Linked DNA regions of Homo sapiens: region 2 is linked to region 1. Evidence: read pairs that join two places in POLR2A ChIA-PET (ENCODE). Cell type or tissue: A673. All regions are shown on one strand. Each heading gives the region's core, and the rest is flanking DNA. Links, peaks and the distances in the headings are about the cores only.

Evidence for each region. Peaks named below come from ENCODE experiments on the same cell type or tissue, not always from the same donor. Only the 100,000 strongest peaks of a DNase experiment are listed, where the experiment ranks them.
Region 2: POLR2A ChIA-PET joins it to region 1 with 14 read pairs; 2 of 35 experiments call an interaction of 5 or more read pairs at or near these places.

The regions. Positions count from the first base shown.
Region 1 is chr15:34,990,167-35,000,578 of GRCh38, forward strand. All of the region lies in intron 2 of LOC105370764 (a long non-coding RNA gene), which reads left to right. Among named protein-coding and RNA genes, the nearest start is that of ZNF770, 7.1 kb to the left of the region's middle. RefSeq lists enhancers at 3,052-4,251, 3,526-3,575, 4,180-4,229, 4,683-5,354. In A673, for the core only: no CTCF peak of the experiment used is centred there; no DNase peak of the experiment used is centred there.
Region 2 is chr15:34,649,857-34,660,268 of GRCh38, forward strand. It overlaps LINC02252 (long intergenic non-protein coding RNA 2252), which reads right to left and starts at 5,908. Exons shown (of 4, transcript NR_146869.1): 1 at 5,763-5,908; 2 at 4,442-4,561; 3 at 1,828-1,920; 4 at 1,279-1,406. In A673, for the core only: no CTCF peak of the experiment used is centred there; no DNase peak of the experiment used is centred there.

The DNA.
Region 1 (10,412 bases), core at 1,713-9,712:
GGGTGCATGACATACGTTTGAATTAGTATCTTAATGCTGCAGCTTACTAGTTGTGTCCTTAGAAGTTATTTAACCTAGGCTGGGCGCGGTGGCTCACACCTGTAATCCCAGCACTTAGGGAGGCCGAGGCGGGTAGATCATGGGTCAGGAGTTCGAGACCAGCCTGGCCAACATTGTGAAACCCTGTCTCTACTAAAAATACAAAAATTAGCCGGGCGTGGTGGCACGTGCCTGTAGTCCCAGCTACTCAGGAGGCTGAGGTGGGAGGATTGCTCTAGCCCAGGAGTTAAAGGCTGTAGTGAGCCGTGTTCATGCCACTGCACTCCAGCCTGGATGACAGAGCAAGACTCTGTCTTAAATAAATAATAATAAAAATAGAAAAGATGTGCCACTGCACTCTAGCCTGGGCGACAGAGCGAGACTCTGTTTCAAAAAAAGAAAAAGAAGAAAAGACATATCAGGTACCAAGCTCTAAATATTCACTTCCAATTATATAAAGATGAAGCAGTTAGGCCCTGAACCTTAAATTAGTTTCTAGCCCAGAGGGGAAAATAACATACAAACAAGTATTAATACAATATGATAAGAGCAGATATATATAGGAGGAAAGAACATCTAAATCTGCTTGGAGGTTCCAGGTACAGATGGTCCCTGAGCTGCAGCTTCAATCAGCCATCTATCCATCCATCCGTTCTGCATATATTAAGCACTCGCTGTGTATCAAGTCCTGTTCTAGGCAAGGGGGACAGAGTAGCAGACAAAAAGTCAAAAATCCATGTCTTCATAGATTTTATATTCTACTGAAGGAGACAGACAACAGATCAAATAAGTTAAAATATATAATATGTTAAATATTAGTAAGAACTGAGGAGAAAAGCACAGAAGAGGGCTGTGAAGATTTGAGGGTGTGGGTGGGGATGCTGGCATTTTAGTAGATGGCCAGAGATGGCCTTAATGAGAAGTTCTGTGATTTTTTTTTTTTTTAATACAGAGTCTTGCTCTGTCACTCAGGCTGCAGTGCATTGGCACGATCTCAGCTCACTGCAACCTCTGCCTCCCAGGTTCAAGTGATGCTCCTGCCTCAGCCTCCCAAGTAGCTGGGACTGTAGGTGCCTGCCACCATGCCCGGCTAATTTTCGCATTTTTAGTATTTCGCATTTTTAGCACCATGTTGGCCAGGCTGGTCTTGAACTCCTGATCTCAGGTGATTCATCTGCCTCGGCCTCCCAAAGTGCTGGGATTACAGGCATGAGCCACTGCACTCAGCCTAGTTCTGTGATTGTTGAGTTGAAACCTGGTGGAAATGAGAGACTGCCTTTCCCATGGGAGACAGTAGGAGGCAGGGATAAAAATGAGTAGTAACTTGCTTAGTGGGCAAGAGAGTGTGTTTTTGGAGGAGGGTGGGGAAAGGAAAGATAGGCAGAGAATATTCCAACCACAACAGACACACAGTGAGAAAAGGCATGGCAAACAGGAAATACAAGTAGTTGCTGGAGTGTGAAGTACAGGTTGGGAAAGTGGGGAGTGGCAGGAGAGTCACTCACGCAGGAAATAATTTGGAGCACCTACTGCTCACCAGGTTCTTAACAAGAAGCTCAGAAAGTTGTTATATGCAAATGTTTTCTTTTTAAAAATTTTCTTCTTCTTTTTCTATCTTTTATCCAAATAATTGTACTTGATTCTCTAGTTTCTCTTCAGATCCTATAAATCTTTCATCTTTTACCAAAATAATTGTACTTCAAAGGAGTCCATAATTTTAGGATATTTTGTATGTTTTTTGGAATATTTTAAAAACAGAGTTTTTTTTTAACTTTTTTTTGAGATGGAGTTCTGCTCTTGTTGCCCAACCTGGAGTGCAATGGCACGATCTCGGCTTACTACACCCTCCGGCTCCTAGGTTCAAGCGATTCTCCTGCCTCAGCCTCCCGAGTAACTGGGATTATAGGCACGCGCCTCCACGCCTGGCTAATTTTTTTTTTTTTTTTTTTTTTTTTTTTTTTTTTTTTTTGTAGAAACGGAGTTTCACCATGTTAGCCAGGCTGGTCTCAAACTCCTGACCTCAGGTGATCCGCCCACCTTGGCCTCCCAAAGTGCTGGGATTACAGGCATGAGCCACCATACCCGGCTAAAAAACAGACACTTTTTGAAATTGACTTTTAATGGTGTTAAAGCTGCCTTCTGCCCTAAGTGACAGGCTGGCAAGGAGCTCACATCTCCTGGTTCCATCCCGTCTCTCTTATCTTTCCTTTCTCCTCTTCCCATTCCCTCTGTGGAACAACATACAAAGTCATCTGCTTGCCTTCTGCAGATAGTCCACCCAAATCTGTACCCCTCAGGTGTTAGTTTCTACCCCCAAGCAACTGTCAAAGAATTTTTTCAACAAAGAAATCCTTCTTTCTTTCTTTTTTTTTTTGGGGGGAGGGGAGATGGAGTTTTGCTCTTGTTGCCCAGGCTGGAATGCAATGGCGTGATCTTGACTCACCGCAACCTCCGCCTCCCGGGTTCAAGTGATTCTCCTCCCTCAGCCTCCCGATTAGCTGGGATTACAGGCATGCGCCACCGTGCCCAGCTAATTTTGTATTTTTAATAGAGACGGGGTTTCACCATGTTGGTCAGGCTGGTCTCGAATTCCGGACCTGAGGTTATCTGCCCACCTTGGCCTCCCAAAGTAGAAATCCTTATTTCTTAAGATGATTTTTGGTGAATAGAACCCTCTCCTTCCCATCATATACTGTACTTCCTTGAGAATAATACTTGCAACTTCTTGTACATTGTGCTACACAACTTCTGAGAGCATTGTGGTGTAGGAGTGGGGCAGCTGGGAGCAGGGAGAGGGTGGAGGATAAGTTGAGATCAGAAGATGAAGCACAATACGGCTGTACTGTATTTTACTTAGGACAGTTGGACTGTCTACAGCTCACAGGCTAGCCCCAGTCTCCTAAAGGATTGCTGGAAATCTCTAAAGCTCCATTAGTGATAATACCTATTGGATTTCTGGGTCTGGTTAGGTATTGCACTGTTCCACACCCCGACTCCTGCCCCACTTCCTCACTTCCCATGTGTTGGTTCAAATTCGGTAGTATTGAGGTTCCAGAGTTACCTGGAAGCAGGCAGAAATCCCCCATAGGGTTTTGACCGTACTTGTTCATCCTTAGAGTCAAGACCAACCTCTCGACACCACTGAATGCACCCCTTGTAACCACTCAAAGGGTCCACCTTGCCCACTGCCTAGACAGAGCTAATTTATCAAGACAGGGGAATTGCAGTAGCGAAGAGTTTAATTCACACAGAACTGGTTGTACAGGAGACTGGAGTTTTATTATTACTCAAATCAGCCTCCTCGAGAATTCGGGAATCAGAGTTTTTAAGGATAATTTGGTTGGGGCAGGGGCAGTGAATCGGGAGTGCTGATTGGTTGACTCACAGATGAAATCATAGAGAGTTGAAACTGTCCTCTTATACTGAGTCATTTCCTTGGTGGAGGCCACAAGACCAGATGAGCCAGTTTATTGATCTGGGTGGTGCTAGCCGATCCATGAAGTGTAGGGTCTACAAAATACGTCAAGCACTGATCTTAGGTTCTACAATAGTTATGTTATTCCCAGGAACAATTTGAGGAGGTTCAGAATCTTGCCACTTCCAGCTGCATGACTCCTAAACCATAATTTCTAATCCTGTAGCTAATTTGTTAGTCCTTTAAAAAAAAAGCAGTCTAGCCCCCCAGGCAGGAAGGGTGTTTATTTTGGGAAAGAGCTGTTATTGTCTTTGTTTCAAAGCTAAACTATAAACTAAGTTCCTCCCAAAGTTCATTGGGCCCACACCCAAGAATGAACAAGCACAACTTGAAGGTTTGAAAGTAAGATGGAGTCGATTAGGTCAACCACAATTTTCTCAGTTGTAATTTTTGCAAAGGCGGTTTCACTCTGACTCTTAGGACAAGGGTCTGAGCCAACCAAGGAGGGTGGGAGGAACGATAGTTTTTGCTTATGGAGTCAAGTGAGCTTGACATTGTGACTTTCTCCTGTTTCTGGATCTTACTTTCTGGAGGCCGGTGATAAGAGTTCTCACAGGTAGAGTCTACCAAAAAAAAAAAATGCCCTTCTTCACAAAAGCCAGAACAGACTAAGCATTTCCTTTCTCAGTCCCCATCTGCAAGTAGTGTTGTGGGCTTTAAGTCTGTCTCCGGTGTCTGCCAGATTCTAGGGGTAAATATATGAGATGTTACTGATCTCTTCTGGCTTCCCAATTAGGTAAATACTTAGTAAGCATGATTTTTATTTAAGGTCCCGGGCTTTTTTGTTGTGTTCTCTGACCCAAAGTAAGAACTTACTTACCTTATGATCAACGGTTTTAGTAGTTAGAAATCTGAACTCAGGTGGCTAAAGGTAATCTTCCTCATTGACAGCTCTGTATGGCTGGAATGGTGCCTCTGTTTCTAACACTAAACAGTTTTTTTTTGTTTTGTTTTGTTTTGAGACAGTCTCGCTCTGTCCCCCAGGCTGGAGTGCAATGGTGCAATCTCAGCTCACTGCAACCTCTGCCTCCCGGGTTCCACCAATTCTCCTGCCTCAGCCTCCCGAGTAGCTGGGATTACAGGCACACGCCACCATGCCTGGCTAATTTTTGTGTTTTCAGTAGAAACGGGGTTTCATCATGTTGGCCAGGCTGGTCTCCAACTCTTGACCTCGTGATCCACCTGCCTCGGCCTCCCAAAGTGCTGGGATTACAGGCGTGAGCCACTGCGCCCAGCCTGAACAGTTCTCTTAATACTCAGTCTTCTCTCTCCCTCCCCTTTAATGACTTCTTGAAGAACAAGAGGTGGGGAGGATATCTCAAGTTTTCACAGGAAGTTTTGAGCTTATCCAGCAATGCTTTGCTTTAAGTTCCTCCCATAGCAACTTGTTCCAACAAGCCTGATTTTTCCAAATGGCTTCCCAACAGCAAAGTAGAATGGTTTGTTTCTAAAGCCTCTTAAGTGTTAACACAATTGCAAAACAAAGGTCATTTCTCCTTCCAGCTGTTACATTGTCAGAAACTCTACTTACAAATCCAGGCAATTTATCACATTGCCAAGTATTGTTAAGCATTCAGGTACTCAGCGTACCCTGAGAGGTGCATTGACAGATTTGCAATCAAATAAATTCCTAATTCTGGAATTAATTCAATTAATTATTAATTATTGTTCACACCCCCACTGACACCCCTGTAATATTAATATTTTAGGGGAACATAAAAATCTTCCTTTCTTCATTACCTAAAAATGTCTGTATTTCTTGTGGCATAAAGCATTCACTAGTAGTCCTAATAGGCAGTTTCAAGTTTAGAGTCTAATCTATAAGCCTGATAGTATAAGGGACTCTGTCTCAGTTGAAGAAGCAAGCATGATAGAAACCTTTAATCAGCCCTGTAATGAGTTGAAATCTGTCCTGTGTCCCTTAAAAAGATATATTCCAGTCCTAACCCTGAGTAGCTTTGAATGTGGCTTTATTTGGATAAGAGACTTTGCAGATGTAATTAAGGATTTTCAGTGTGAAATCATCTAGGTTTTAGAATGAACCGTAAATCCAATGACTGGTGTCCTTATGAAAAGCAGGATATTTCCCTGACCCCTTCATGGGCAGAAACTGGAGTACACAGGGACTAGAACTAGCTGGCCACTTTGGTGCCGGCAGGGGCAGACTCAATTAACTTGGTCCCTCCGGGATCTACCCCTTGCTGGAGGTGAAGTACAGATGAATAGGTTCAGGAGCTGGCGTGAGCATTTTTGGGCACCAGCAGGAGCAAAACTCCATGCAGCCCCCACTGCAGTGGCTGGGGGGTTGTCTGTGACCTATGAAGCTGCAGAAGGAGTGTTTCAGTGCCCTTTTAGCTTTGCAGTCTGTGGACAGCAGTGGAGGGTCAGTGTGACAGCCTTTTGCACCTGCACTCATGGCACCCAAATTCTTGTCTGACATCCAGGAGGAATGAGGTCGCATGAATGACTTGAAGATGGTAGATGTGGATTTTTTTTTTTTTTTAACGAGATTTGCTCTTGTTGTCCAGGCTGGAGTGCAATGGTGCGATCTCGGCTCACCGCAACCTCAGCATCCCCGGTTCAAACGATTCTCTTGCCTCAGCCTCCGGAGTAGCTGGGATTACAGACATGTGCCACCATGCCTGGCTAATTTTGTAGTTTTAGTAAAGATGGGGTTTCTCCATGTTGGTCAGGCTGGTCCCGAACTCCCGACCTCAGGTGATCCGCCTGCCTCGGCCCCCAAAGTACCAAGATTACAGGTGTGAGCCACTGCACCTTGCCAATTTCTGTTATTTTATTTTATTTATTTATTTATTTTTTTTTTTTTTTGAGACGGAGTCTCGCTCTGTTGCCCAGGCTGGAGTGCAGTGGCGCGATCTCGGCTCACTGCAAGCTCCGCCTCCCGGGTTCACGCCATTCTCCTGCCTCGGCCTCCCAAGTAGCTGGGACTACAGGTGCCCGCCACCATGCCCGGCTAATTTTTTGTATTTTTAGTAGAGACGAGGTTTCTCCATGTTAGCCAGAATGGTCTCGATCTCCTGACCTCGTGATCCACCCAACTCGGCCTCCCAAAGTGCTGGGATTACAGGCGTGAGCCACTGCGCCTGGCCCTATTTTATTTTTTTTTTGAGACAGAGTCTTGCTCTGTCCCTCAGGCTGGAGTGCAGTGGTGCAGTCTCGGCTCACTACAACCTCTGCCTCCCAGGTTCAAGCAGTTCTCCTACCTCAGCCTACTGAGTAGCTGGTATTACTAGCATGAGCCACCACACCTGGCTAATTTTTTTTGTTTGTTTGTTTTAGTAGAGATGGGGTTTCACCACGTTGGCCAGGCTGGTCTTGAACTCCTGGCCTCAAGTGATCTGCCCACCTCAGCCTCCCAAAGTGCTGAGATTACAGGCATGAGCCACCATGCCCGGCCCAATTTCTGTTATTTTAAACCACCCATTTTATGGTACTTTGTTATGGCAGACCTATAAACTCATATCAATCCAATTTTTTTTTCATTCTGCCAGTGAAAAGAGTCAAACTCTGTAAAATATTTGAAGAGATTCATCTTGAGCCCAAATATAACTGACAATGACCCGAGATACAGTCTTAAGAGGTCCTAAGAACATGTGCTCAAGATGGTCAGGCTACAGCTTGGTTTTTGTTTGTTTGTTTTTGAGACAGAGTCTCGCTCTGTCGCCCAGGCTGGAGTGCAGTGGCACCATCTCGGCTCACTGCAACCTCCGCCTCCCAGGTTCAAGCAATTCTCCTGCCTCAGCCTCCCGAGTAGCTGGGACTACAGGCGCCCGCCACCACACCCGGCTAATTTTTTGTATTTTTAGTAGAGAAGAGGTTTCTCTGTGTTAGCCAGGCTGGTCTTGAACTCCTGACCTCAGGTGATCCGCCCATCTCGGCCTCCCAAAGTGCTGGGATTACAGGTGTGAGCCACCATGCCTAGAATGTTTTATACATTTTAGGGAGACATAAGACATCAAGCAATACATGTCAGATGCTCATTGTTCTGGTTCTGTCTGGAAAGGTGGGACAACTCGGAGTGGGGGTTTCCAGGTTATAGGTGAATTCAAATATTTTCTGATTGGCAGTTGGTTGAAAGAGTTAAGCTATTATCTAAAGACCTGGAATTAATAGAAGGGAGTATTTTGGTTAGAATTAGGGATTGTGGAGACCAAGGTTCTTACCATGTGGATGAAGCCTCCAGGTAGCAGGCTTTAGAGAGAATACATTGTAGATCAGGGGTGTTCAATCTTTTGGGTTCCCTAGGCCACACTGGAAGAAGAAGAATTGCCTTGGGTCACACATAGAATATACTAAAAAAAAAATTGCAAGGCCCAGCACAGTGGCTCACGCCTGTAATCTCAGCACTTTGGGAGGCCGAGATGGGCGGATTGCTTGAGGTCAGGAGTTCAAGACCAGCCTGGTTGACACAGTGAAACCTCGTCTCTACTAAAAATACAAAATTAGCCGGGCGTGGTGGTGCATGCCTGTAGTCCTAGCTACTCAGGAGGCTGAGGCAGAAGAATCACTTGAACCAGGGAGGCGGAGGTTGCAGTGAGCCGAGATCGCACCACTGCACCCTAGCCTAGGCAACAGAGCCAGACTCCTTCCTAAAAAAAATAAAAATTGCAAAGAAATCTCATAATGTTTTAAGAAAGTTTACAAATTTGTGTTGGACCACATTCATAGCTGTTTTGGTGCGTGGATTGAACAAGCTTGTTGTAGATGTTCCTTATCAGACTTAGAAAGCTGTCACGCTCTTAGTTAATTGTCTCCTGGATCAGGGAAAAGACCTAGAAAAGGAAGTAGATTCTCTACAGAATGTAGATTTCCCCCACAAGAGACAACTTTGTAGGGCCATTTCAAAATACATCAAAGAAATATATTTGGGGGTAAAATACTTCTATTTTTTTCAGGGCCTACCATCTGTCATGTTGGTATCTTATTGCTACAGTCTGTTTTGTCAGTCTTAAAGTCTCTGTTTTAATGTCAATGCTGGTCAGCTGTGCCTGAATTCCAGCGGGAGAAGAGTATGATGAGGCACGTCCAACTCCCCCTTCCTATCGTGGCCTTAACTAGTTTGGAGGTTAACTTTGGAACGCCCTTGGCTAAGATGAAGGATCCAGTCGGTTGGGGGGCTTAGAATTTTGTTTTTGGTTTACAGTTGCCTCCACAAACATTTATTGAGCACTATCATGTGCCAAGCAGAGAAACAAGAAAATCCTTGTTCTTACAGAGCCTATATTCTGATAGTGATGGTGGTGGGAAAGAGAAAATAAACAAGCAAACAATAAATAAGATAATTTCTAATGGTGAAAACGACTATTAAGACAGAGTGATGTGACAGAGAATATTGAGGTATGGTGGGCTTCTTTAGATTAAGTGGTCAGGGAGGAAGGTCTCTGAGGAGATGATGTTTAAGCTGAAATCTGAATAAAAAGAAAGAGCTGGTGACCGGAAGATCAATCAATGGGAAGAATGTTGCAGGCAGATGTTACAGCTGGTGCAAAGGCTCTTAGGCAGGAATCACCTCAGTGACTGAAGAATAGGTAGAAGGCCAATGGTGGCCAGGCGTGGTGGCTCAAGCCTGTAATCCCAGCACTTTGGGAGGCCAAGGCGTGCAATCACCTGAGGTCAGGAGTTCAAGACCAGCTTGGTCTCTACAAAAATACAAAACAAAAAAAAATTAGCTGGGCATGATGGCAGGTGCCTGTAATCCCAGTTACTTGGGAGGCTGAGGCAGTAGAATCACTTGAACCCGGGAGGCAGAGGTTGCAGTGAGCCAAGATCGTGCTATTGCACTCCAGCCTGAGCAACAGAGTAAGACTCCGTCTCCAAAAAAAAAAAAAAAAAAAAAAAAAAAAAGAAGGCCAGTGGCTCAGCAATGGTGAGCAAGGAGAAAGTGGTACAAAATGCAAGGAGCTCTGAGAAGTGGTAGGGGTCAGATCCTATGCAGTGTTGTAAACTACAGTAAAGAGTTTAGATTTTATTCTAAATGCAATGGGAAACATTTGGAAGACTTTAGGAAAGAAAAGTGGTCTGATTTATGTGTGTGGGTATATATAATATAATATATATATTATATATATTATATATATATTTTTTTCTAGAAACAAGATCTTGCTATGTTGTTCAGGGTGGAGTACAGTGGTGTGATTATAGCTCACTGCAGCCTCCAACTTCTGAGCTCGAGTGATCCTCCTGCCTCAGCCTCCGAGTTTCTAAGACTATAGGCACATGTCACCCACCACACATGGCCAGTTTTTAAATTTTTTTGTAGAGATGGGGTTTCGCTATGTGGCACAGGCTGGTCTTGAACTCCTGGCCTCAAGTGATCCTGCCTCCTTGGCCTCCCAGAGCTGTGGGATTACAGGCTTGAGTCATCGTGCCCAGCCTGATTCGTATTTTTAAATGAACCCTACTGCTGCCATGTTGGAGTTAGTTGAAGGAGTGTGGGGTTGTATTGTATCAGCTTGGCTAAACCGAAATTTTTTGTTTTGTTTTGTTTTGTTTTGTGTTTTTTTTTTTTGAGATGGAGTCTTGCTCTGTCACCAGGCTGGAATGCAGTGGTGTGATCTCGGCTCACTGCAACCTCCGCCTCCCTGGTTCAAGCGATTCTCCTGCCTCAGCCTCCTGAGTAGCTGGGACTACAGGCGCCCACCACCATGCCCAGCTAATTTTTGTATTTTTAGTAGAGACGGGGTTTCACCATGTTGGCCAGGATGGTCTCGATCTCTTGACCTCGCGATCCACCCGCCTCGGCCTCCCAAAGTGCTGGAATTGCAGGCATGAGCCACGGCGCCCGGCCTTTTATTTTTTTTCAAGAATTTCCTTTGCTACCTGACTCAGGATTAGCAAGCCTCATGGGAGGCATTTTGCATGGTATTTGAAAGGTGAG
Region 2 (10,412 bases), core at 977-8,976, 340 kb before region 1:
CCTCTTTATATATTTATGTCATAAAAACTATACAATAAAAGTTAATTTATAGTAGTATTGGTAGGAGGGAACCCTTCCTTTACACCCACCCAAGGAAACTCAGTTACTTTTGTATAAGCAGAATCAAATTAAAACAAACTTCAAGGACAAAAGGAAGCCATACATCAAAATACTTGGCCCATGGTAGGTGCTCTTTACATGTTGAATCTTTGCCTAAATTAAAGGACAGTCACTGCTGTATGTTCACCCACGCTGCCTCTTCCCGGGTTCACATAAAGACATTTCCCAGCCTCCCTCTTCTATAAGGTCAAGTGGTCCCTAGAACCACAAGTGATGTGTCTGCAAACCCAGGGGCTACCAGCTTTCTGGACACCTACCCACTAGATGAGTCAGGGCAAGAATAGAAAAACCCTCCCTCCTCCCTCAAAGAAGGGTTATGTCCAGTCAGATGGCTCAGCCACAAGGTATTTTCAACACATGGGGAGGTGGTGTGGGTGGACAGTGACAAGAAGGAGACATTTGCTATGACTGTATTGACTTCTGCCTCCTCATTCTTCTGAAGCAGTCAGCTAGTCAGCTGCTGGAGAACCAGAAGACATAATAATGCAATTCTCAGATGTTTGCTTTCCACTGATATTATGACCCTGGTGTGAGTTGCCATGGCAATTTCAACATATTAGAGCCACATTCTTTTGTTTAAATAATTTTTTTATGTCTTCAGCAGTTTTATGTCTGGAGACATTAGGTGTTGAAATTCTATCCATCCTTACAGACTCTTCAGGATGGAGGTTTCAATCTCCAATGGCCCTGACATTGTCCTCCCAACAGTAGCAGGAGACCTCTTTTGTTAATGACCTATAGTTTCTATATAAGCAAGGTTCTGGGAGCTGAACTGAAGCCCTTAATTCTGGGTATGAATTCAGGCATTTGGGTACACCCTGAGCGGGAGGAAAGAGGTAAAGAGATTACACTCTGTCATAAGAACAATGAAATAATTTATTAGGAGTCAACCACAAAAGCTTGGATTTAGAAGGGCCCATAAATCCTGTCTAGTACAGGCCCCACATTTTGCTGGTGGAAAATGGACACAGAAAGGGCAAATGAGTTGCCCAAAGTCATAGAGCTACTTAGTAGCAAATCTGGAATTAGAATCTGAGTTTCCATACTCAATTTCCAGTTCAATGCCTTTTTTTTACAATACTGTGCTACCTCTAAATGATAGATAACATGAAATTGGATAGTGGGATAGCATAGTATAATTTCCCAAAAAGCTGAAAAGAGGGTGTGCCTTCCTTTAATTAATTATTGAAGAGTTGCCAGTTATTGTTTTGAGCTGGAGTCTTAGGATTATGATTGGGGATATTCCTAGAAATGATGATGAATTCTTTCTTCTTCTATAGACCATGCTGCAGAAACATGTAGGGGTAATTCAAGGGAATTGATTTTGAATGATCACTTTACCCAAAGTCTCTGAAATGTCAGTTTTACAAGAGCAAGCTAAATAACATTTTTTAACATTAAAAGAAGGTAGTCATAGTATACTTGGTTCCAAATTGGCCAACTCTGAGAATTTGCCGACTCTTTTTTTTTTTTTTTTTTTTTTTTTGAGACAGAGTCTTGCTCTGTCACCCAGGCTGGAGTGCAGTGGCGCAATCTCCGCTCACTGCAAGCTCCGCCTCCCGGGTTCACGCCATTCTTCTGCCTCAACCTCCCGAGTAGCTGGGACTACAGGCCCCCGCCAACAGGCCTGGCTAATTTTTTTTTTTTTGTATTTTTAGTAGAGACAGGGTTTCACCGTGTTAGCCTGGATGGTCTCGATCTCCTGACCTCGTGATCCGCCCGCCTTGGCCTTCCAAAGTGCTGGGATTACAGGCGTGAGCCACCGCGCCCAGCTGGGAATTTGCCAACTCTTTATTGCATCTGCAGGGAATTAAAATTGGAGCACCTTCGCAAGTAGCACCTACACACAGGGTGATGATGATGATGATGATAGTGATAAAGGAAAATTTCTTGAACACTTACTATGTACTAGTCACATAGCCAAAGCTAAATGATATGCTAAAGGCTTTAACATTTATTCTCTTATTTAATATTCTCAATAACCCTAAGGGGTAGATATTATTATTATTCTCATTTTATAGATGAGTAAATTGAGTTTTAGCTAGGCCCCATGGCTTCAAAAAGGTAGATGTGGTATTTACATTCAGATGGCCCTAAAGGCTGTCTACATGCTATTTTGCATGTAAATTAGAGGAACAGCATTTTAGAGCTGGAAGTGAACATGCCATCCAATGCCTTCCTTTCAAAGATGAGGAAGTGGAAGTGGAATGGTTTGTTCAAAGTTTCATAACTTATGACAGATCCCAGGGTTCCATGCCTAAAAAGAATGTCCTGTACTGGATCACTGAAAAGGAGTTTCCTTTTTGACCTCATCTTTGACGGTGCTTCTTGTCAGCAGCTTTCCAGATCTTTAAGGAGACCCATTTAGCTGTGGATTAATACATCAGCTACAATCTTGGGCTGTTTATTTAACCTCTCTCTGTCTCACTTTCCTTGTCTGTAAAGTGGAGAGAGCAGCTTCACAGTTGATGTGAGTATATATATACAGTACTTGGCACTGTACAATACAAGCTCTGCCCAGGTGTAATCTATTATTATAAATGTGTGGACAAGTGGCAATAGAGGTGAGGGAAAAGGATCAGTTCTCTTAAATTATGCAAGTGGCACCCTGGCAGAATATTGAAGCTGGGTGGCCATCAGCCAAGAACTTTTCCTTATGAAGTTTACTCAGCCTCCAGCCTTTGATGCCATTCCTTACCTGTTCCTCCTCTTCAAAGTACATTATTATCATTTTCATGACTATTATTATTTTCCTATCTGTCTTTTATAATTGTGCTAGTTATGATGTTATGGTAGGAAGAAGATGTAATTATTTACACAGCCCTGCATTTCCCATTATTGACCTTCTAAGAAGGCTGAATTCTAAGAAATAGACTTTGTTTTGCACAGGGGGATAAAATGTGTTATTTGGGCCCCTGCCATGAGATAATGAGTTTGAGGAGGAAGGAAGGGGTGGGGCTGAATTCTGCCTCCACTCCTGGGGCCAGGTCTCTAGCTCTGGCAGCTCATAGGAAGGGGCACTCTTTTCTAATTCATCTGAGAGTTGCCTATGTCCATTGTCATGTCCAGTAGGGTCACCTTTTGTCAATTTGCCCGAAGAGGGTGCTTTTCTTAAATTCACAAAGTTGAATTACTGCTAGGTGCTAGCAGTAGATTTTTACTCACTTTCTTCATGACTTCATTCACTTAAACCCAAAAGCATTTATTTTATTTTATTTTTATTATTTATACTTTAAGTTCTAGGGTACATGTGCACAACGTACAGGTTTGTTACATATGTATACATGTGTCATGTTGGTGTGCTGCACCCCTTAACTTGTCATTTATATTAGGTCTATCTCCTAATGCTATCCCTCCCCCCTCCCCCCACCCCACAACAGGCCCTGGTGTGTGATGTTCCCCTTCCTGTGTCCAAGTGTTCTCATTGTTCAATTCCCACCTATGAGTGAGAACATGCAGTGTTTCGTTTTCTGTCCTTGCAATAGTTTGCTGAGAATGATGGTTTCCAGCTTCATTCATGTCCCTACAAAGGACATGAACTCATCATTTTTATGGCTGCATAGTATTCCATGGTGTATATGTGCCACATTTTCTTAATCCAGTCTATCATTGTTGGACATTTGGGTTGGTTCCAAGTCTTTGCTATTGTGAATAGTGCCGCAATAAACATACGTGTGCATGTGTCTTTATAGCAGCATGATTTATATTCCTTTGGGTATATACCCAGTAATGGGATGACTGGGTCAAATGGTATTTCTAGTTCTAGATCCTTGGGGAATCGCCACACTGTCTTCCACAATTAAACCCAAAAGCATTTAAATAAGACAAGTTGAGTTTTTGTTTTTTACCACAACTTAAGTTATGATTCTCGTTTCTAAAGGTAAAAGTCTCTTTTCTATCAGAAAAAAATGAATTCCTTTTATACTTATCATGTATAATGTATGAGGACTAAAATAGAATCGGTAATCCCACAAGACCAAGAACTGCAAACTATTGGCATTTTCCCACTTAGAGGGAATGAAAGTACTGAACGTTTAGGGAGGGTTAAGCCAGTCCCTTCCATGCTTAGTTTGATAAGATGCTTACTAAAGTTCTCTCTACTTTAGCAGGAGAGACACCTTGTAGAATACTTTTGTGAACCACAGGTACATCCCCACCATGTGATCTGAGGGCCGAGTGCTACACTACAGGTGCTGGCTCAGCTTGTTGCTGAGCCAGTAAGATCCATGGAGAGGCAATTAGATAAGAATCATAAGCTGCCCCAGAGAGCACCATGAATTAAACACTAGAGACCCTAAACACAGAAGCTACTTCCACTTACCATCTACTTCACTTTTTTCGTCTTTAATTTGGGTTGAAAACTTCTGAAATGTTGTTGGCATTCCTATGGGGCCTTTCAGTTTTCAGATACTCCCTTTTATCAGAAGTTACTGGCTGTCTACTGTGATAAATAAATAAATAAATAAACTTTTTTTAGTGCTTTCTATGGCAATTAGATATCCCACTTCCAGTGCTTGCCTTCACTTTTCACTTTCAAAACCCAACAACAGAGAACACTAACAGCCACGCTGGACTTTATATTTTCAAAGTGTTTCACATCTATTTTACCTATTGATTTTCAAAGAATTTTTGACTTAGGTAGATCGGATATGTTCTCTCTATTTCGAAAGCGAAGTAACATCTCAGTAGTTAACTGACTTGCCCAAGTTCACATAGCTAGATAATGACAGAGTAGAACTATCTCTCCTGTTGGCTGATTCAGTTCTTTTTACCACCGTATCTATAAGGCAAAGTGGCAAGTGCGAAGAGTTCTGGGGTTGGAGATTTGTGACCTTGAAAACCACAACTTTACTGTTGTTCCAAATATAAAAACTACAGTTGGAGGTAGGGATGCTGCGTTACTACAGTCCGGTGAGATAATTTGATTTTCAGTCCTAACTCAGCACTGTGCCCTTGTTCATGGTACTTAGTATCAATGAGCCTCCATTGTTGTGTCTGTAATACCTTCCTTACTAGCTAAGGAAAATGAAATAGTGTATGTAAAGGGCCTAGTATATTTTCTGGCATATACTAAATGCTCAGTAAGTGCTCATTAGGATTAATATTATTCCAGCAGTCTCTAGTCTTTCTTTTGGAGCACATCTTTCCACAAGCTTACATTCTTGTACTAAGAAAACTTAGGAGACTTTGAATTGGGCAACAACAGAGATTAGTGGGTGTCCTGTCTAGCTCAACTATCTGGATTACGCTAGCTTTTGGTTGTCTTTGTCAAAGCTTATTTTCCACTCTATAGAGATAGAAGTTAAGTTGTAGAAAACCAGTGGTAATGTAAATGTTTCTCGTCTATATGATTCCTGTATATGGCAATGCAAATGGATTTTGTCTGGTAGAAAATATAAATCTCTATCTTCATTTGAGCAAGTTGTAACATCTTACTAGTTACCTCATTAACTAGCGAGTTAAATAAAATCTTTGACACATGTTCATTCTGTAACTGTGTGAGTCATGGTTACATCCTCTTTTAAAAATTATCCTTTAATGCTTCCCAGTGCCTATCTTCTACTTACCCTACTTCCTTTACTTACTTTGTACAGTGCTTATCTTCTACTTACCTCAGTTCCCAGTGCCTATCTTCTGCTTACCTTACTGCCATGGCTGCTCCCAGCTGCGCACCCACACACTCAGCCATTCCAGCCCAGTCTCCATATACATCCACTGGCACTACCCTAGTAGCTGCTATTCAGGCTGTGGGGTTTATTAAAGTAGATCCAATGCAGATAAAAATCACTGGTAACCAAGTTCTGAAACAGAATGGGGACTAAAATTTGAAAATCAAATGGACTTGTTTGAATATTTGAAGAGCTTAATTGTTCTGATGCTTGAGGAAGTAAGTCTTAGCGCTTGTGTCAGACACTTGCCTTGACACTTGAAACGGAATATGTGAAGACCTGTACCTACAGGGAGTATGCATACAGATTCTGAGGGCCTGGCAGAAAGAGGTACTCACTACTCCGCGTTCTACAGTATAGCTGCCTAAGTAGATTTTAGACTCCTTTCTCCCTTCTCAAAGATACTGCCTCAAGCAAGAAAACAGATTTAATAGACCAATGGAATGATTCTAAGCCAGAAAATCTCATGGGTATGGATAGTCTGTGAAACAGAAAAAAAAAATGTATTCAAACTTTTTTTCTCCTTGTGTTCTAAGTCATAGTGTCAGTGTCAGAGGCATTTGAACCAGAGCAACTCCATCTTGAACAGGGGCCGGGTAAAATAAGGCTGAGACGTACTGAGCTGCATTCCCAGGAGGTTAGATATTCTTAGTCAGAGGATGAGATAGGAGGTCGGCACAGGTACAGGTCACAAAGACCTTGCTGATAAAACTGGATGTGGTAAAGAAGCTGGCCAAAACCCACCAAAACCAAGATGGCAATGAAAGAGACCTCTGGTCATCCTCACTGTTCATTATACACTAATTATAATACATTAGCGTGTTAAAATACACTCCTACCAGCTCCATGGCAGTTTACAAATGCCATGGCAATGTCCAAAAGTTACTCCATATAGTCTAAAAAGGGAAGGAACCCTCAGGTCTGGGAAATCCCCTGCCCTTTCCCTGAAAATTCATGAATAATCCACCCCTTGTTTAGCATATAATCAAGAAATAACTGTAAGTATACTCAGTTGAGTAGCTCAGTTGAGCATACCAGTGCCCTGCCTAAGGAGTAGCCATTCTTTTATTCCTTTACTTTCTCGCTTTCACTTTACTTTCTTCCTTACTTGCTTTCACTTTACTCTGTGAACTTGCCCCGAATTCTTTAATGCGCGAGGTCCAAGAACCCTCTCTCGGGATCTGGATTGGGATCCCTTTCTGGTAAAAATAGTATTGTGCCTGTTTTGTGAAGAGAGAAGGGATCCAGAAGTGACTGCATAGAAACAGCAGACAGGACATCCCCACGGTTGAACTTTAAATAAGAGTAAAATGCAAAAGTTAAGTCTCGAAAAATAAAGTGTTTTGCGCATGGACTTGATCATAGTTTTTGTTACTATGCCTTGGGTAAAGAGTTTTAAAAGAATTTCCTTTTTGTCAATCTTCCCTAAGATACAGAAATAGAAGTCTTTAGAGCAGATGCTGTTTTTTTACTACTATCATAAACTAGCAACTGGTTTCAAATATGGTTTTTCCACTTCTGCTGTCTTTACATTGTCATTCACTTGTTTACTCAACTTTTAACAAACCTTTACAAAATGCCTATTCTGTACCAGCTACTATGCTTGACACTAGGAATAAAGATATAAAAATCACTTTTTCTGCTCTCAAGGAACACGGTCTATCAGGATGGACAAACTAGTAAACACAAATTATAATATGGTAAAATATGTGCTATGCTACTTCAAAAACAAAGTGCTATGAAAGTATGCAGAACAAAGACAAAGAAGTCAGGGAATGCTTCCCAGAGCAGGTGATGTATGATGTCCACACACTGAAAAACACTGGGTGGTGCTGGATACCCAAATGGGGGGCTTAAACTAAGAGACTTGTGGAGATTTTATTAAAAAGTGGACAGATTTAAGATATACTACAGAGGTAGACTGGATCAGAAGCATCCTCACACTGGATGTGTGGTTGAGGAAGAGGATGGTGTCCAGGATGACTGTTGGAAATCTGCCTGGTGCAGCTGCATATCCAGATTGTCAGTTACCAAGATAAAGAAAGCCGAGGGAGGATGAGTTTGTACAGGGTGCAGGGTGGAAATCAGTTTAGTTCGAATGTGCTGAGTCTGAGGTGCTAATGAGACAGACAGGTGGAGGAGGTGAGTAGCCTGTTTGAATATGCACATATTAATTTAAAGTAGAGGGCTTAGGTTGCAATGAAGAATTGGGTGTCATCAGCCTCAGAGTGATTGGATGAAATCACCTAGGGAAAGATTAAACGGAGAGAAGAGCAAAGCACCTAGGACTGATCATATCATAAGGAACTTTGGGATGATATGTTGAGTCTACAGTGTAAGCCAAGAAGGAGTGGCCAGTGAGGTAAGTGGAAATCCGGGAAAGTATACTGTCATGAAACCTAAGACAAAGACATTTTCAAGAAGGAAGATGCTAAGAGTTTAGGTAAGATGGGAGGTAGAGAATTAATCATTGGCTTTGGCAACATTAAGTTTACTGGTATATTAACCAGGGGTCTCCAGGAAAATGGAACCAACAGTATGTATAAATATATACAGAGAATCCAAAGGTGTAGGAGAAATTGCCTAAATAAAATAAATATACATAAGAATCTCCATAGAGAGATTAATTTTAAGAAGTTGACTCATGCAATTGTGGAGGCTGGCAAGCTCAAAATCTGCAGGGCAGGCCAGCAGGCTGGAGACCCAGGGAAGAGTTGCAGTTTGAGTCTAAAGGCAGTCTGCTGGCAGAATTTCTTCTTCTTACAGGGAGGTGAGTCTCTTTCTATTAAGGCCTTCAACTGACTGGATGAGGCCACCCACACTATAGAGAGCAGTCTGCTTAACTCGAAGTTTACTTACTGATTCAAATGTTAATTTTATCTAAAAAATACCTTCACATTCTGCAAGAGCTGGGACTTAAAAAAAAAAAAGGTAAAACAACAAAAATAAATAAATAAATACCTTCACAGAAGCATTTAAAATGACATTTGACCAAAATCAGGGTACTATGGCCTTGCCAAATTGACACATAAAATTAACCATCACAGTTGGTAAACTCATCAAGAGGCCTTTCTGTTGATGGTGGAGGCAAGAACCAGATTGTAATGGATTGAAGTGCTAAGGGGAAGTAAGGAAGTATTGTGGACTCATCATTCTCAAACTTGGCTGAATTTAAGAATACCTGGGAAGTCTGTAAGAATCTCAATAACCAGGCATCACCCCATATCAATTACATAGGAATCTCCATAGATGGGTCTCAGGCATCAGTGTGCCAAACCTGAGAAGCACTAATATAAATCAGGGCTTCTCAAACTTTAAAGCGCATATACATTTTCTAGTAGGTCTGAAGTGGGGCCTGAGATCCTGCATTTCTAACTAGAGCTCCCACTAATGCCAGTGCTGCTGATCCATAGGCTGCACTTTGAGTAGTGAGGATACAGATGACTCTTTTCAGTAAATTTGAATGAAAGGCATAGTGAAATAGAGGAGTAGCTTGAGGGAAGTATTAAGTCAAGGAAGGATTATTACTGTTGTTGTTGTTGCTATTTGAAAAGTATATTTGTACAGTAGTGGGAGTGGTGGAGGGAAGATAAAGAGAGGTTAACAATGTGAGAGAGATGGGAACACTAAAAAAGAAAGTTCTTGAGGGGGCAAGAAGAGCAGGATCCTGAGTACAGGTAGAGTCCCAACAGACAAGGAACCAGCTTGCTGGGAAGGAAGGAGGAGGAAGCATTGTGCACAGGTCCAAAGGAAGAGGTATAGGAGAAATTGCCTGCCAGTGAACTGCAAGTGTTCTGCATGGTAAAAGCATAGAAACCATTTGGAGGACTGGAGTGAGAAGAAAGTGGAGAAGACAGAGGCCAAATCATAGAAGGCCCCGTGAGCCATACCAGGAGCTAGGCTTTTTCCCCAAAGGTACTGGGGAGCGGTTGAAGAGTTATCACATGGACTTTAGGATCAGATTTGCATTTCATTCTGAGATGTGCATTTTATTCAAAGAACGGAGGATGCACTAGGGAAAGAAGTATGATCATGCAAACAACAGAATCATTTAAGATATTGTTACAATAATCCATTTGAGAAATATCACCTCCAAAAATGCACAAAAGTATGATGGCTAAGATGAAGAATTAAAAAAAAAAGATTTGGAGTGATGTTTTTGAGAGACATTAATATGAGTGGGTTGGAGAAACAGCTGAGCAGAGAGGCCACTGGAGAACCAATGGTGATGGAGAACAAAGACATTCAGAAGCTAAATGACTCAGAGAGAGAGAGAGAGAGAGAGAGAGAGAGAGAGAAAGTAATAGAGCAGAAAACTTGAGATGTATAAATAAAGAGCATGGAACATAGAGAAGGTGAGGCACAAACATGAAGGACTGAAGAGGCATTGGGAGCCTCCCTCCAGTGGGCCTCCTCCACTTTGGTGACTCTGGAGAGGGTTGGTAATGTGAGCATTTCCAGTGAAATATAGACCTGGTAGACATGAGCCTGGGACCCAGGAATCCCCTGAAGAGGGCCATGGACTGGCAGCAAGGAGATAAGAGGTCATTGAAATGGGACTGAATGAATTCTTGCTCACTCCTAAGATGCAGCACCTGCAGGTTGGCTTTAGGAAAGCTGGCA